Linked DNA regions of Homo sapiens: region 2 is linked to region 1. Evidence: chromatin loops called from intact Hi-C (ENCODE). Cell type or tissue: GM12878. All regions are shown on one strand. Each heading gives the region's core, and the rest is flanking DNA. Links, peaks and the distances in the headings are about the cores only. Region 1 overlaps HIVEP1 (HIVEP zinc finger 1). Region 2 overlaps HIVEP1 (HIVEP zinc finger 1).

Region 1 (8,340 bases), core at 63-8,062:
ACCTCCATTGTTCTGTTTTCTGTTTATCAAAGACTCTCAGAGATGATGACTGTGTTATAGTCTCATGAAGTAACTCATTCTAAAGCTTCACCATCAGTTGGTATCTCCTAACTTTGATGTTCTGGGGTATTCTAGTTAGTAGGCTCTTCTGATATGCTCAGGATTGGTTAAGAGGCTTCTTTCTTGAATATTTGATATTATAACTCTTTCTAAATAGATTAGAATGATGAATATAAAATTTAATAATTATTTGGACAATGGGAGGGGAGTCAGTAGAATCCTTTCTAATAGTAATACAGTAACTGTAAAATGTGAAGAATAGTGTGCATCATTTTGGGGAAGAACGTTTAGAGTAGCACTCGGCATGTAGTTTGCACTCATTAAAGATTACTTCTTATTGTCTAACAAATACTCAAATATTTTATTCCCCATAGCCTTTTGACTTGCATGAGTAATTGAAAAAAAGAAAACCAATTGTGGCTTTCTTGCTAAACAGATGTTTAGAGTACATAAGTCCCTGAGGCCAGCATGTTGAGTTGTCACATCGCTTTAGTGTGAGAAGGAAGGCATCTAGGTAATCAGATTGATTCTGATTGTTTCAAACCAAAATGCTGCTGTCATGTAAGGGGGCTTTGGTCTGAGAGTGTTTGTCAGTGTCAATATTGCCAGTGATTTGGAAAAAAAAAAAGTGTAAAATTTATATATACTGCATTTATAAAGTGCTTAGTGGTAATTCTGCAAATGTTAGTGTTTTGAAAATAGCATTCATCCAGTCATGTGTTTAGAGAAATAGAAATTGTCAAAAGGAAGTTAAAGGGGTTGATGATGTCATTTACATTTTAGTTCCACTCCCAAGTTGGCTGGCTCTTTTGAAGTTGACTCTTAAAATCCTAGAGTCATTGATCTTATAGCTGAAAGGAACCTGGAGAGCATTGATTCAAAATATGTTTGTTGTTGTTGTTGGAACAAATATTGCGTTAGATATTAGAGATATAAAAATGAATAAAATATGGCTGTTGCCCTTAAAGTCTAGCCTAAAAGATAGACAACCTGAACAAATACTTTACTTTGGGGTAGTAAGTTCTGGAATGGAAGCTTTAGGCAGGGGGTAGATTTTCCATGTTTCCTAGGTGTGGCTCCAGCAGCTTGGGCAAGCAGCCCAGGCGCAAACAGCTCCGTACTGGTGATGGTATTGCTGGAACTAGACTCCTGGTCTCTTGATACAAGTCACGTGGGGCTGACCTAGTAAGCTTTGCAAAAGAAAATTTTACCAAGCATGCATGTATGCATGTAAATATCTATGTAAGTATGTACATATGTATTGATTTAGTACCTTGCTCTGTGTAGTTAACAGCTGCTTTATGTGAGACGCATAGACATAGACATTCATGCTTACTTTTTTTTTTTTCTTTTTTGGAGACAGAGTGTCACTCTGTTTGTTGCCCAGGCTGGAGTGCAGTGACACAATCTTGGCTCACTGCAACCTCCACCTCCCAGGTTCAAGCAATTCTCCTGCCTTAGCCTCCCAAATAGCTGAACATTATATTGTTCACCAGTAGTATCTTGTTCCAGGCTATTTCAATTGGAATTATTATTATTAGACCATCACATGTTTATAACCACTTACAGAATTTGATACCACTGTACCTAGCTAATTTTTGTATTTTTAGAAGAGATGGGGTTTTGCCATGTTGGCCAGGCTGGTCTCCAACTCCTGACCTCAAGTGATCCACCTGCCTCGGCCTCCCAAAGTGCTGGAATTACAGGCGTGAGCCACTGCGCCCAGCCAACATTCATACTTTCTTATCCTACATTTTTTGGGGGGCGGGGTACAGAGGTTGGGTGGGGATTCCCGCTAAACATTTAGAACCAACAGCAATGAATAATTTGAGTAATTTGTAATGTGATTGTGTTATTGTGTTATCTAGAACACTATACTCTAACCCTAAACCTCAAGATAAAGGCTTAGATTCCTTTCACGTTACTGTGTCCATGATCTTGACTGCTTCTTCTGCCACATCCCTCCGGTGGTGCTCCCTGCATTGCCACCTACCTGGGGTTCTCCTCGCCTACTGTGCTGTTTCTAACCATCATGCTTTTCCCTGAATCTCTTGAGTCTTTTTCTGCTGTGGACTGAAACTTGATCCTGAGATTCACCTCTAGTCCCTCTGGGCAGCCTCCTGGAATACTCAGCTGGGATGGGTTGGGGCTGCTTGAGGTACAGCTCCCACTGCCTCTGAGTGGCCCTCCATGAAAATGCCTCATGTCTCTGTGTCCCTAAACTGTAGGGTACGTAGCACATTGGTAGATACTTAGTAAATGTTTTGCTGAAGAATTCAAGTTTTTAAATTGCCCTTTTCATTGGACAACTAAAAAATGTGTATGCATATACATGTATACATATATATGTACTTTTTAATGTTCTAATTCTCTTGTATTGTTTTTCATGTAAACATAACTGTTTTGGATTTCAATTGATTTCGAATACATGTTTTGGAGAATATTAAACCCACCACGTTTATATTGTTCACCAGTAGTATCTTGTTCCAAGCTATTTCAATTGGAATTCTTTTTATTAGACCATCACATGTTTATAACCACTTACAGAATTTGATACTTTGGTGCATCCCATGGATTAAAACATACTTTAAAATCTGACATCTATATATTAAACAGTTATTGTAAGCATGATTTTGTTAATGGGGATTTACATCTGCTTTCCAATCTCTGTAGCCATATGAAGTGTAACTAGCCATTATATTTGCTTCTTTAAATATATATCTGGGAAATAAAACTTCAGACAATTACAGTATAAACTAAACCTGATAACAATTGAATAATGAATGATAATCTGTTCAGTTTTTCCCTCCTGTAGAATTAGATAGTTGATGATTTGGTTTAAAAGTAAAAATATTTTTTAAAACCTTGACTTTTCTAAATAAATGAGAATCTGCAAAAGAAACAATGCATATTAAGTACTGATTGTTTCTTGACTGTCATAATGGATGGCCTCTCTCTCTCTGTCGTTTTTAAGAAAGCCAAATTACAGGATAGTTAATATCTTAAAGGACTCTTATCTCAAATACTAGGATGCTGAGACATAAAGGGGGCTTGCTGAGATACTGTGTCAGTAAATGAAACTCAGCAAATCATAATCATCTTTGGATTCTCAGTCATGTTATGTAAGTGGTCACACAGATGGATTTTTAACTCTGATTTTCCTAAGTTGCTTTCCTGGCCATTAAACGGTTGGGAAGGTACTCTCGGATGCAGAATAAGAAGAATGCATTACTGTGACTTTAAGAAGGAAATTAAGTAGGGAGGGAAAATGGGGATGTTGTGACTGCTGACATTTGTGGCCTCCTTTCATTTGCGTAAGAGATGGACTGGCTTCTCTGTGGCTGCGGTTGCCATGGAGAGGTAGTGGGGGAGGACTTCCAGGAGGCAGCCCATGAGCGAGAGTCTGCCTTAGAGCTGCTCCTAGATGTGACGTGAAGGGGCAGGGAGCTCAGGTGTGCCGCGGCGGCACAGATAATGGGGATGGCCGACCTGTCATGGCTGGTAACGTGACTGTGCACATACCCCTGGGTGTGACGGATGTGTTTGTGCAAGTGCCTGTGGATTCTCTATGTGAAATGAAAGGATTGTAATGTTGTGTGTGTTCCCACCCTTTGATGCGATTTCCTACACTTGATGTGATTTGATGAAAAGAGTTTAAACAATTAAACCAAATGTACACCCTGGTTATAAAAAGAGACTAACTTCAATTGGCACGTTTGCATATAGGTAAATGACATCAATAGCAGGTCAAATAAATTACTGTGGGACTAATACACTCAGAAAAATCTAATATGGTAGGTTAAACTGTAACCAGAAATGACTGTGTTACTAACCTGGTATCATTGTTATACAGATATTACAGAGTGGTGTAGCTGGCTAATAGAAGAAAAACGAAACAATGAAAGTTAGAAGATTTTTTTCTGCATAAAATGTAGAAGAAAATCACTTGCATGTTTTGTAGATAAAATGCTTATATCTGAAGAGATGAATTTTGAGAATTTTGATCATTGTTATAGTATATTTTATTGGAAATACTTTTATATCAAATAGAAAATTGCTAACAAGTTTATAGTATGATCATTTTATGGCTTTTGTTGACATAAGTGGTAAATTGAATATGAAAATTATATTTGTCTTTTGTTTTCTTGTGGATATCATTGTGGATATTGCCTTTGTTTAAAAATAAATGTGATTGGTAATTTTAACTTAAACACCAAGCTACAGTTTAAAAAAAATTTCTAAGTAAAAATCTATTTCTCGTGAGGAAATCCTATGATGTATTAAATTTACCAAATATAAAGAAACTTACTTGACTTCTTAGTTTTCTGATGAAATTTGAATGAGAGCCAAGTATTAATATTGTTTTATAGTAGAGTCAAAAATAGTTTAGGTGAAATAATACATTGTCAGTTTGTTAGTCATTGACTGCTTAATGCATATTACAACTTATTTAAAGAATAACTAGTTGCCTAAGTCAAATCTGTGAAATGAATGCCAAATCTTTTCTTTTTAAAAGTATAGTGTTAGGTAAAATCTAGGTGATGGTGTTACATAGTGCCACTGAACAAATTTGTAGAATGTTCAGATTTACTTAGAATTTACTTAGAAATTATTACATTAAGTTAAAATATTTCAGAAATTACTTAATACATGTTAGAGATTATATATATAAAACTATTCCTTTAATGATAACCTTATTTGGCTTCCTAAACCTTCCATTTCTTTTTTATTTGGAATATTGTATAGTAAGTCTAAATTTCTTTACCTTTTGAGTACGATATTTAAATGTATAAACATTTATGAGTTATTAGATACAGATATTGATGTAATTAAACATTTCATTATTTTTCTTAATTTTTAAATTAATTCTAAGTTACATCTATTCAGCAAGGAAGCCAAAATTGGTTTTCTTTTTTTCAATTGCTCGTGCAAGTCAAAAGGCTATGGGGAATAAAATATTTGAGTATTTGTTAGACAATAAGAAGTAATCTTTAATGAGTGCCAGCTACATGCCGAGTGCTACTCTAAATATTCTTATTCTTGTTTTTTCTGAATCTCATGCAACTTTGTGAGGTAGGTACCATTTTCTCACCCATTACAGATGAGGTAACTGAGGTTTGGCTTATAAGTAACTTGCTCAATGTCATAAAGATAAGAAAGGGATAGACCAGGATTTGAACTGAGAGAAGTTTCTAACACCCACACGTTACTGTCATTTTGCGTATTGAAAGTATAGTGTAGTCTGGCATAGTGGGAAAAGCTTTCTGTTCAGGTGTCCTGGGATGGAATCCCAGCTTTCCTTGTCTTAGCTGAGTGACCGAAGTTACGCCTCTTCATGCCTTAGTTTTCTCACAGGTACTTACTAGAAGAATACATGTGAGTACTTTCATTCTTGTGCTAAATGTGAAGACTCCCCTGTTAGTAGTAGTTATTGCTAACACGTATCATTATTCATGATTTAAAAATATAATATGCTAATCTAAATTATGTTTTACTCTTTTTGGAAATAGTTAATAGAATAAAAGGAGGAATAAAGAGGATATGATTAAAGTAATATTGAATGCTTTTCAGTTATCATTAAAATATTTATTGATTTCTAGCAGAGTTTTTCAACCTCAGCTCCATTTATGATTTGGCCTAGATAATTCTTTGTCTTGGGCACTGTCCTGTGTGTCACGGGATATTTGACAGACTCCCTGGCCTGTACCCACTAGATGCCAATTGCAGTCTTCCTCCCTCAGTTGTAAACCAAGATGTCTCCAGGCATTTCCAAATGCCTTTTGGGGGGCAAAATCACCCCAACCTAAAAACCACTAGTGGAGTTATATGGCATTAAACAAGATTGGGATGAGGACATTGGTGGAAAGTGGGGAGGGAGGAGCTGGCTCATGTTGGCAGGTGTGGCTGCACGTGGAAGGTGGGTTGGAAGGCAGGGAAGGGCAGGAGCAGATGCCATGCAGAGGACTGCAAAGAGGCAGAGGCAGATGTCTTGGGGAGAGAAGGGGCTTGGATCTGGGTGGCTGAAGTGGGCAGCTTGGAGAGGTTTTTGGAGGAAGAATCAGAGGACTTGGGGATTGCCAGAGTATTACACATTTGACAGCACTTAATAAAGAACAGTGAAGGTTTTGAGAGGTGGTCACTGGGCAGTCTGCAAGACTGACTCTCCAACCAAGTGAAACCTCTTGTGTACCAGCTTCACCATGCATGAGATTCACATATGTTTCTTAGTGGTAAAAATCATTGCATGTCCTAGACCTTCCTGAGCACTGCAAACCTTGGGTCTTAAGTTTGGGACTGCCAAGTGACTCCCATATTTAAAACTTCCATGATTTGCCTTGGTTTGAAGATTAGGTGTGATCTTGGAAAATGAGAGACCTCAGATTTTGGCAAGGAACATGCCTTGGTATAATATATAATATTCCCTCTTCCTGGATTCTTGCCAGGTTGCTTGCTCCTACCCAGGTTTCTGGCCTTGACCCTAGAGCTTTCTTCTCTAATGCATCTACTTGTAAACTAAATAATTCATTGGACACCAAATAAATTTTTTTTAATGTATTGTGACTCAGTGTTTTTGAGTCACAATTTTGAAGTTTACGGATTTCTGGAAGCAATGCATCCCTATAGTGGGAACGGCATATGTATCATAAATTTTGTAAATGGTAATGACTAAAGTATTCCAGACTCTTTCTGTGTTACAACAGTCAGGGAAACCAGATGAAGTTTCTTTCTTTCTCAGCAAATAACCTCAGCAGGCTGTTTTGGGAGCTATTTCAATAAGGTCATCACAAGCAGAACTTAATGATCGTTTGTTAACAGCAGTGGGTGACATCACCACGAATTGTAATTGCAACTTAAATGATAGTATTATAAGGTACTTTTTAGTGTTCATTATTTCAGTAGTGGTGATAAAACCTTTTTTTATTCTGCAAAATTATGCTGGTGAAATTGTATGTATCTGCATGTGTCTGTCTGTGATTTCTACCATAGTAAAATGAAACTTCAGTTTTGAGCCAGAACTGAGAACTCTTGGTTCTTAGGTCTAGCCCAAGAGAAGACAAAAGGGAAGAGAAGGGAGAGGCTACCTTTCCTGACAGCTTCATGGAGTTTTCATTTTTTGTGTGTCCCCTCCCCACGCCGTACACACACATATTCCCATTACACTTCTGTTGATCAGTTAGATCAGTTAGTGGCTGCTCTGTTTTTCCCTGCAAAAGGAATTTTTCAATTTGATTTTCCATCCCGATTTCCCAGTGGGCCTTCATGAAGCAGTCAAGACATTTTCAGTATGTTCTTTCCCTCCAACAGATGTGAATCCAGCCATATTGAGCATATGCTGTGTTTCTAGGGCTGTACACATACTGTGGGGTTGGCTCTTCTATCTTCAGGTTGCTAAAACATCTCAGATGGAAAAGAGATTCACACATAATAGATAATTTAAGGCCCAAAAAAGACCTAAATCATGGTGGACAAATTGGATGCAACTAAATGCCAAATTGTATGAACTAGGTAAAGGTCTGTGCAATGTATAGGGAGGCAAGAAACTGTTACTTTCCTGGAATCATTAGTAGGTGTTTCTGAGAGTTGGAGTTAAAGCATGTCATGAAAAACTGGTGAGTTGTGGATAAATGTTGGGACCTGGGATAGGAGAATAACTATGATAGATTCTGATCATGGCGTTTGATATTAGAGGGTGATGCAGACATGAAACAAGCAAGGTCACACACATACATTTAACACAAGAAGAGGTGGGGTGCTGTTGGTGCACACTGGAGTGCTCCCAGTTAGTGTCAGGAGAGAGCTTCAAGAGCATGTGACATTGATGCTCACACATGAAAGATGAGAAGTTGCCAGGTCAGGCAGGACGCCCTTTTGATACACACATAGAATACAGGGATGTGGCATAGAGTATCACTGTACCAGCAACTTCCCGTTCTGGAGGCAAATCTGCCTGGGTTCAAGCTGGTTCTTCCCCTGACGGGCTCTGTGAATTCGCTTCTGTGTGCCACTGTTTGCTCCTCTGGAAAATGGAGGTGAAGGGTGGTCTCCTCCCAGGTAGGTTTTGTGTGTGTGTGTGTGTGTGTGCGTGTGTGTGTGTGTGTGTGTGCATTGAATGGTTGTTACAATATAATAACTGAAAAGAGCTCTAAGTCCAGTTTTATTTTAGTGTGTTTTTGCTGTGATTTGCCTAACTTGGTTTCTATGATGCAGTTAGCTTCTGCAAATGGCAGAGCTGATAAACGATTAGAAAGCTATTTTTGGTTTGACTGGTTCAGATGTAGA
Region 2 (8,340 bases), core at 121-8,120, 58 kb after region 1:
ACCACACTTTATTGGCAACTAAGATGCACTCTTGAGCCTTTTAATCTGTTTGCTTTTAATCTGTTACTCTCTAGAAGTAATCCTGAAAAACAGCTGACAGTGATATTTCAAACTCGTTGGTGCTCTTCTTCAAAGAAACATAGAAGCCCTAATAAATAGATTTGTGCCTTGGAAAATAAAGTGTCAGTGACTTCACATAGAACACAGGAATCTTAACTTATACTTCCCCAACTATTCTTTTTTTTTTTTTTTTTTTTTTTTTTTAACAAAGTGGCCCCTGTGGTCTTTCTAAGCTGTTCTTGACTCCCTAACTGATGAAGAGTGCTGGCTTTCCTTTCGAAGCCCAGGTCAGTGGTCTGACAGGGGCAGTGCTGCTGATTTTGGTCCCTCTCCTGAGTGTGCTTTGTATCTGTTATATGAAGTCGTGTTTGGATTTTTGATGTGTTGATACCTCAGAGTTTCTGCTTGATTTTCAGTCATTACCGGTAGCACACTGACAAGTGGGAGAATACAGTTTTCAGTGGCTGCCTGACTCCTATTTTGAATCTTTCTCTTCCCTTCCCAATCTGACTGTAAGTTCTCCCTGTGTAAGGAGAGAGGGTTGTGTTTCAATGCTGGTGTACACCAAGTATGTCTAAACTTAGTAATGGTAAAAACAAACATGCAAAATGACAACATTTCTGGAATCAGGGTGGTGAATAGAAGCCAGTGTACTTCCTCTGAGGCAGAGGCTCGCGGGGGGTGCTGGTTGGTGGGGTTGGTGGGGAGTGATCACATTGCATAAGCTCCATGTGAATCCTTGGGCTGCCTTCTACTGCTTGGTCTTTCTCTTTGTGTCCTCTAATGTATTTTATATTTAATTCACCTTAACAACAAATTGCCTTTAAAATGATGGAAAAGCACAAGTGCTAATGGTGAACAGCTGTCTCCTCCTTCTCTTCATACCAATTTTATTTCTGCTTTGAAGCACTATGGTCTATGCATCCTCTTGACTATGTTGTAGATATAGCCACAAGGTTTGATGATTGTGCTCTTTTCTATAGATAAGAGGACAAGAGAAAATAACTCCAGTCACTCTTTAATAGATAGATTTAAAATTAATCAAGATGAGGGTAAGTTTAAAAAACTATTCCAGGTATTTCATTATCTGAAAACCCAAGGGTCTGCTGCCTTCCACTCTAGGGCCTTGGTTCTCGAGAGAAGGTATTTGTCTATAATTCCTAGCCTGATGGTTTAGCTGCCCACTCTGAGCTGTTCAGCCCCAGATCTTGAGAATCAAGGGGTGGAGAGTGAAAAATGTATGGAGAGGCAGGCACCTTGCTTTCACTTCCACCTCTAAAATGATAGTGCAGTATTCTTCTCACATATGCCTGCCATCGTCCTTCTGTTTGCATCTCTCACATCCCCTCCACTAGCCTCTCCCCTCCTTACAATAAAAAAAAAAGTCCTTGAATTTAGACTGATCCAAGGTCCAGGGTCATCTCACTACCTCCTCCCCTCCCAAGCACCAGTGGTAGAGTGGGCTTTATCCCTTGAACAAGGACAGTGAACCTGTTAAAGAAAGAAGATCCAACAAAATCCAGAAGAATGAACACAACTCAAAAAAGACTGTCAGGAGTATGTTCTCAGCTGAGTGCTGAGTGAGATCACCATTCCCCATGATCTCAGGCAGTAGAAGAGCCTTGAGAATGTGGAAGACAGGCCCAAATTCTGCCTTAAAGGAAATATTACTCCAGAAACACAAGTGTTTTTAAGTGCAGAACTAAAGATCATAAATGTATTTAAGCAAGAGTTCAAACTTAATATGAGACAATAAAATGAGATGAAATGGGAAATATGGAACTAAGGGAATAAAATGAGAACAAAATACTATCAGTCCAAAACTAATGAATAAATATGAAACAGTAAAGAATTTAATGGTGTGACAATTCAGTTGTCAACATAAGAGAAAAGCTTTAGAAAATTGTAGAGAAAACAAAAGGTAAAAACCTTTTCCCTAAATAAAAGAACTTTATTCCAAAAAAAGTTGACCAGAAAACGTATATGAAGATATCATAGAAGAAAAGTTTTCTGAGGTGTAAACCAAATTGCCAGAAAACAAGGGAGTATGCAAAGTTTTGAAGGGAATAGCACCAGTCAAGTGTTAAAATTAAATAGATAACTAAGTATAAACAACGATACAGATAAAATGTAAGTGTTATAAGCTTTGACAAATGAGAGAGGAGGTCATCTATATGTAAAATCAAAACGTGTAGTTCAAAAGTTCCATTTAACATATGTGTTTTTCCAATTCTTAACTCCCAGTAGATTTATAGAAAATAGTTTCTCTTATAAAGAAATATGGATCTTAAGTTTAGCAATTCCTTTATCTTAACTTCAATGTCATTTTCTTTTAAGTACAAGGTTACAGTTTTTGTTGTTGTTGTTTAAATCACATACAGTATTTCTGGGTTGAAATTTTGCATTTTTCTTTGGAGTATAAGACATTATTTAATTTTGAATAACATAACTTTATCTAAAAATAAAAGTTTATCTTAAAATGTTTGTGAAGCAGAGCAAAACAGGCATACCTACCCTGTCCAAGACTCTGGTTGAATAGGTCCTGGATGGGGCCTGACATGGGTAGATTATTTTTAAGTCCATGGTGTTTCAGCTCTGCTAGCTTCTCATCCAAGTGGTTTCTCATCTCTGTTTTTGTATTTATTTTAATAGCCTCCTGGCTTTCACCTTTATGATACCCACATCTAGCTTTTGGAAGTGGATAGAGAGACTACTCAGCCCAGGTTGATGAGCATCATTTTTCACTTTGCCTACTTGCCTGATAGAGTTAATGAGAGTCAAAAAGTGCATCACTGACTTTCTTACATTCATCTTAATAAGGGAAAACCAGTGGGAAAACATCATTTCATGAGTGAGTGGATTGGAGAATAAAAAAATGTTTGTTCAACATTTTGTAAAAGTGAATAATACTGATACTTTTTTCTATTGTTCTTTAGCTCAAATATTTTAGTTATGAGACCCCCTTTTGTTTTTTTTTTTATTATGGTGGGTAAATATATCTTTAATGGAATAGTATGCATTTTTTTCATTAAACTATGATATGAGAGCATATAAACTGATGTCACAATATTACTAGAATATTTCTAATGTAAATTTTATTCTCAATAAGTAGTTATTACAGTGTAGACATTTTGGTCTAATATGAATTTCAAATATGTACGTTGCAACAGCTATTTGAAAATAGTGGAGAATTAAGTAGTTGGCTTTCTACAAATAGAGTAATATACGATTGAATATTTTTTGTTCATATGCCCAACAATCCAACAAATGGAAACCAAAGTAAATCATGGCAAGTAATTATTGCTCAAAAATACAGTAGTTGATAGATTGTGGGCACTGTCACTTAAATACTGATTTATTTCCAACACAACTAGAAATTAAGGTGATTTCATTTCTCTTGCAATAAGTTTTACCTTCTTTCTGCCTATCTCCCTACCTGCCTACCTGCCCTACCTATTGCTAATGACAAAGAAACATAGCCATTGAATATTTTGTTGAGTTAAAGTGGTGATTTTTTTTAAACCAAGGCCCATTACAACCTTATGACTTTTTAATTTTGTTGGTAAGAAACCACAAATAAGTGGATTATTTTAGTTTCATAATTTTCTGTTCATTGATATAATTGCTACATCAGCAATACTTCATGGCTGTCCTGACTATGGTCTGCTCTAGAAATTATATTAGCAGCCCCTTTTCTCCTGAAAATATCAGTTTTGCATACTTAGAAATTTGCTGAAAAGTTTGTTTTAAAAGAACCTTAATGAGATAAGACAGTCAAATACTCAGCATTAAAGGGTTGAATTTTCTTCTTTTTGGCCAGCCTTCTCAGACTGTTGTGTAGACAGAGTCCTCAGGTATTGCTACCAAGCCAATCTAGGTCCATTTGTCTGCACACAATGAAAAGCCAAACACTGAATCACTGGATTTTTATAGAGAGAAAGATTAATGGCAAGGCAGCCATGCAGGAGATGGGCTCAATTCTGTCTTCCCTTACCAGCTTAAAGCAGTATATAAAAGGAGGAGATGCTGGAGGAGGAGTTTTGGGGTTGGTTAATGATTGTTGGAAAGGGAGGGGAGGTTTGGAAAGTCCCTTGAGCAGGCACAGTTGTCTCTTCGTGCTTCCTCATGGGTTGCCTTTGCAAATTCGGAGGGAGTTGGTGTGAAACCTGTGGTGAAAATACTGGCTTTGATATCAGAAAGTCCCTCATCTGGCAAGAAGTCTATTCTGTGCAGATCCCAATCAGCCATACCAGTTCCAACCAGCTTCAACCAGTCAACCAGTTTTGTTACAAGCAGAGGGAGTTCTAACAAGCTGTTTCTTTATCTGCAGTGCTGTAAGACAAGCTCAAAACTTCTTGTTAGTTACCAGTTTCTTTAACCCCATGGAGCACTGTTTAAGTATGATAGTGAAAAGGGGAAAGATAATTCAGTTTTGAAAGATCTAGTTCCAGGATGTTGATTATTCAAGAAAGGAACATAAGCATTCTAGAAATGCACACTTAGGTCTTTGAATGAGTGTTTCAATAGATTTTGATTGGCATCATTGTTCAATTTCCGGAATGCAGAAGTGCAATTTTATTTAAAAAATAGACTTTCCTTAAATACTTTCTTCACTTGTCATAATGTCCTTATGATAGTAATCTTAATTTTCAAAAAATTATAGTTGGTGTATGTACAATGTTACCAATTGTTTGTTGTTGTTGTTGTTTTTTCCAGAAATCTTACAGGCTGGTGTTAAAGGAACTTCGGAATCCCTTAAAGGTGTGAAACGCAAAAAGATCGTAGCTGAGAATCACCTGAAAAAAATACCAAAATCCCCACTGAGAAATCCTCTTCAGGCAAAACATAAACAAAATACAGAAGAGTCATCTTTCGCCGTTCTTCATAGTGCTTCGGAGTCTCACAAGAAACAGAATTATATTCCTGTAAAAAATGGGAAGCAGTTTACCAAACAAAATGGAGAAACACCTGGAATAATTGCTGAAGCCTCAAAATCTGAAGAATCTGTCTCCCCAAAGAAGCCCTTGTTTCTGCAGCAACCATCTGAACTGCGTAGATGGAGATCCGAAGGCGCTGATCCTGCCAAATTCAGTGACCTCGATGAACAATGTGACTCAAGTTCCTTGTCAAGTAAAACCAGGACTGACAATAGCGAATGCATCTCTTCTCATTGTGGCACTACGTCCCCCTCCTATACAAACACTGCATTCGATGTCTTACTGAAAGCAATGGAGCCAGAACTGAGCACCTTGTCACAAAAGGGCTCACCTTGTGCAATTAAGACAGAAAAACTGAGGCCAAATAAAACTGCACGTTCCCCTCCCAAATTAAAAAACAGTTCAATGGATGCCCCAAATCAGACTTCACAGGAATTGGTTGCTGAATCACAGTCTTCTTGTACCTCATACACAGTCCATATGTCTGCTGCTCAGAAGAATGAGCAAGGGGCAATGCAGTCAGCTTCTCATTTGTATCATCAACATGAACACTTTGTTCCCAAATCCAACCAACATAATCAACAGCTTCCGGGGTGTTCAGGTTTCACAGGATCACTGACAAATCTGCAAAATCAAGAGAATGCCAAACTTGAACAGGTTTATAATATAGCAGTGACATCATCTGTAGGCCTAACTTCACCTTCCAGTAGATCTCAGGTTACTCCTCAAAACCAGCAAATGGATTCTGCTTCACCTTTGTCAATAAGTCCGGCTAATTCTACACAGTCGCCCCCCATGCCAATCTATAATTCAACTCATGTTGCCTCTGTTGTTAATCAAAGCGTAGAGCAAATGTGCAATCTTCTTCTGAAAGATCAGAAGCCAAAAAAACAAGGAAAATATATTTGTGAGTATTGCAATAGAGCATGTGCAAAGCCTAGTGTGCTTTTAAAGCATATCCGCTCCCACACTGGAGAGCGACCCTATCCCTGTGTGACTTGTGGATTTTCATTTAAGACTAAAAGTAATCTGTATAAGCACAAGAAATCCCACGCACATACTATCAAACTGGGTCTTGTCTTGCAACCAGATGCTGGTGGCTTGTTCTTGTCCCACGAGTCCCCCAAAGCACTTAGTATTCATTCAGACGTAGAAGACAGTGGGGAGAGCGAGGAGGAAGGCGCCACTGATGAGAGACAGCATGACCTGGGCGCCATGGAGCTGCAGCCTGTGCACATAATAAAGAGGATGTCAAATGCTGAAACTTTACTAAAATCAAGCTTCACTCCAAGCAGTCCAGAAAATGTGATAGGTGACTTTTTGCTACAGGACAGATCTGCAGAATCACAAGCTGTGACAGAGTTACCGAAAGTTGTGGTCCACCATGTCACTGTGTCCCCCTTAAGAACTGACAGTCCAAAGGCCATGGATCCCAAGCCTGAACTTTCTAGTGCACAAAAGCAGAAGGACCTTCAGGTGACAAACGTACAGCCACTTTCAGCCAACATGTCCCAGGGTGGAGTCTCCAGGTTGGAGACTAATGAGAATTCCCACCAGAAAGGCGACATGAATCCACTGGAAGGAAAGCAAGACTCTCACGTAGGAACGGTACACGCCCAGCTACAAAGGCAGCAGGCTACCGATTACTCCCAAGAGCAGCAAGGAAAGCTCCTGAGTCCTCGAAGTTTAGGAAGTACGGATTCTGGTTACTTTTCACGTTCTGAAAGTGCCGATCAAACAGTGAGTCCACCAACTCCCTTTGCCAGAAGGTTACCCAGCACAGAACAAGACTCTGGAAGGAGTAACGGACCCTCTGCAGCTCTTGTCACCACGTCAACACCCTCTGCTTTGCCCACAGGGGAAAAGGCATTGCTTTTACCAGGTCAGATGCGCCCACCTTTGGCCACAAAAACACTTGAGGAGCGGATATCGAAGCTTATCTCAGACAATGAAGCTTTGGTAGATGACAAGCAACTGGATAGTGTGAAGCCGCGGAGAACCTCACTGTCAAGACGAGGAAGCATTGATTCCCCCAAATCATACATATTTAAAGATTCTTTCCAGTTTGATTTAAAACCAGTGGGACGGAGAACAAGTTCAAGCTCTGATATACCGAAGTCACCTTTCACCCCTACTGAAAAATCAAAGCAAGTGTTTCTTCTGTCTGTACCTTCACTTGACTGTTTACCTATCACAAGAAGTAATTCCATGCCGACCACAGGTTATTCAGCAGTACCTGCAAATATAATACCTCCTCCTCATCCACTAAGAGGAAGTCAGTCATTTGATGACAAAATTGGCGCTTTCTATGATGATGTCTTTGTATCGGGACCTAACGCTCCTGTGCCCCAGAGTGGGCATCCCCGTACACTTGTGAGACAAGCAGCCATAGAAGACTCTTCAGCAAATGAAAGTCATGTTCTTGGTACTGGACAGTCCCTGGATGAGAGCCACCAAGGATGCCATGCTGCTGGTGAAGCCATGTCAGTGAGGAGCAAGGCACTGGCACAAGGCCCACATATAGAAAAAAAGAAGTCTCATCAAGGGCGAGGGACAATGTTTGAGTGTGAAACTTGTAGAAACAGGTATAGGAAACTGGAAAATTTTGAAAATCATAAGAAATTTTACTGTTCTGAGTTACATGGACCAAAAACAAAGGTAGCCATGAGAGAACCTGAGCACAGCCCTGTGCCCGGCGGTCTGCAGCCTCAGATTCTACACTACAGAGTCGCTGGGTCCTCCGGCATCTGGGAACAGACGCCCCAGATAAGAAAAAGGAGGAAAATGAAAAGTGTTGGGGATGATGAAGAACTTCAGCAAAATGAAAGTGGAACATCTCCAAAAAGTTCTGAAGGCCTTCAGTTTCAGAATGCTCTGGGCTGTAATCCCAGTTTGCCTAAACATAATGTTACCATAAGAAGTGACCAGCAGCATAAAAATATACAGTTGCAAAACTCCCATATTCACCTTGTTGCCAGGGGCCCTGAGCAGACCATGGATCCCAAGCTGTCGACCATCATGGAACAACAGATAAGTTCAGCAGCCCAGGACAAGATAGAACTGCAGAGACACGGAACTGGAATCTCTGTCATCCAGCACACCAACTCCCTGAGCAGGCCCAACTCATTTGACAAGCCTGAGCCTTTTGAAAGAGCCTCCCCAGTTTCTTTCCAGGAGCTGAATAGAACGGGGAAGTCCGGGTCTCTAAAAGTGATAGGAATCTCCCAAGAGGAAAGTCACCCTTCTCGGGACGGGTCTCATCCTCACCAGCTTGCACTATCAGACGCTCTCAGAGGAGAACTTCAGGAAAGCTCCAGAAAGAGTCCAAGTGAACGACATGTGT

What was found. A loop is a pair of places that touch in the nucleus more often than their neighbours do. Peaks named below come from ENCODE experiments on the same cell type or tissue, not always from the same donor. Only the 100,000 strongest peaks of a DNase experiment are listed, where the experiment ranks them.
Region 2: a loop joins it to region 1, with 2.6 times the contacts of the local background. A loop is called at or near these places in 3 of 110 quality-filtered maps.

Annotation. Positions count from the first base shown.
Region 1 is chr6:12,057,550-12,065,889 of GRCh38, forward strand. All of the region lies in intron 2 of HIVEP1 (HIVEP zinc finger 1), which reads left to right. Among named protein-coding and RNA genes, the nearest start is that of HIVEP1, 49 kb to the left of the region's middle. In GM12878, for the core only: no CTCF peak of the experiment used is centred there; a DNase peak (open chromatin) is centred at 3,422; H3K4me3 peaks cover 3,101 bases; H3K27ac peaks cover 5,053 bases.
Region 2 is chr6:12,115,114-12,123,453 of GRCh38, forward strand. HIVEP1 (HIVEP zinc finger 1) reads left to right here. Exons shown (of 9, transcript NM_002114.4): 4 at 4,777-8,340. Among named protein-coding and RNA genes, the nearest start is that of HIVEP1, 110 kb to the left of the region's middle. RefSeq lists enhancers at 3,976-4,025, 4,043-4,337, 4,056-4,165, 4,176-4,285. In GM12878, for the core only: no CTCF peak of the experiment used is centred there; DNase peaks (open chromatin) are centred at 638, 1,374 and 4,238; H3K4me3 peaks cover 1,387 bases; H3K27ac peaks cover 4,895 bases.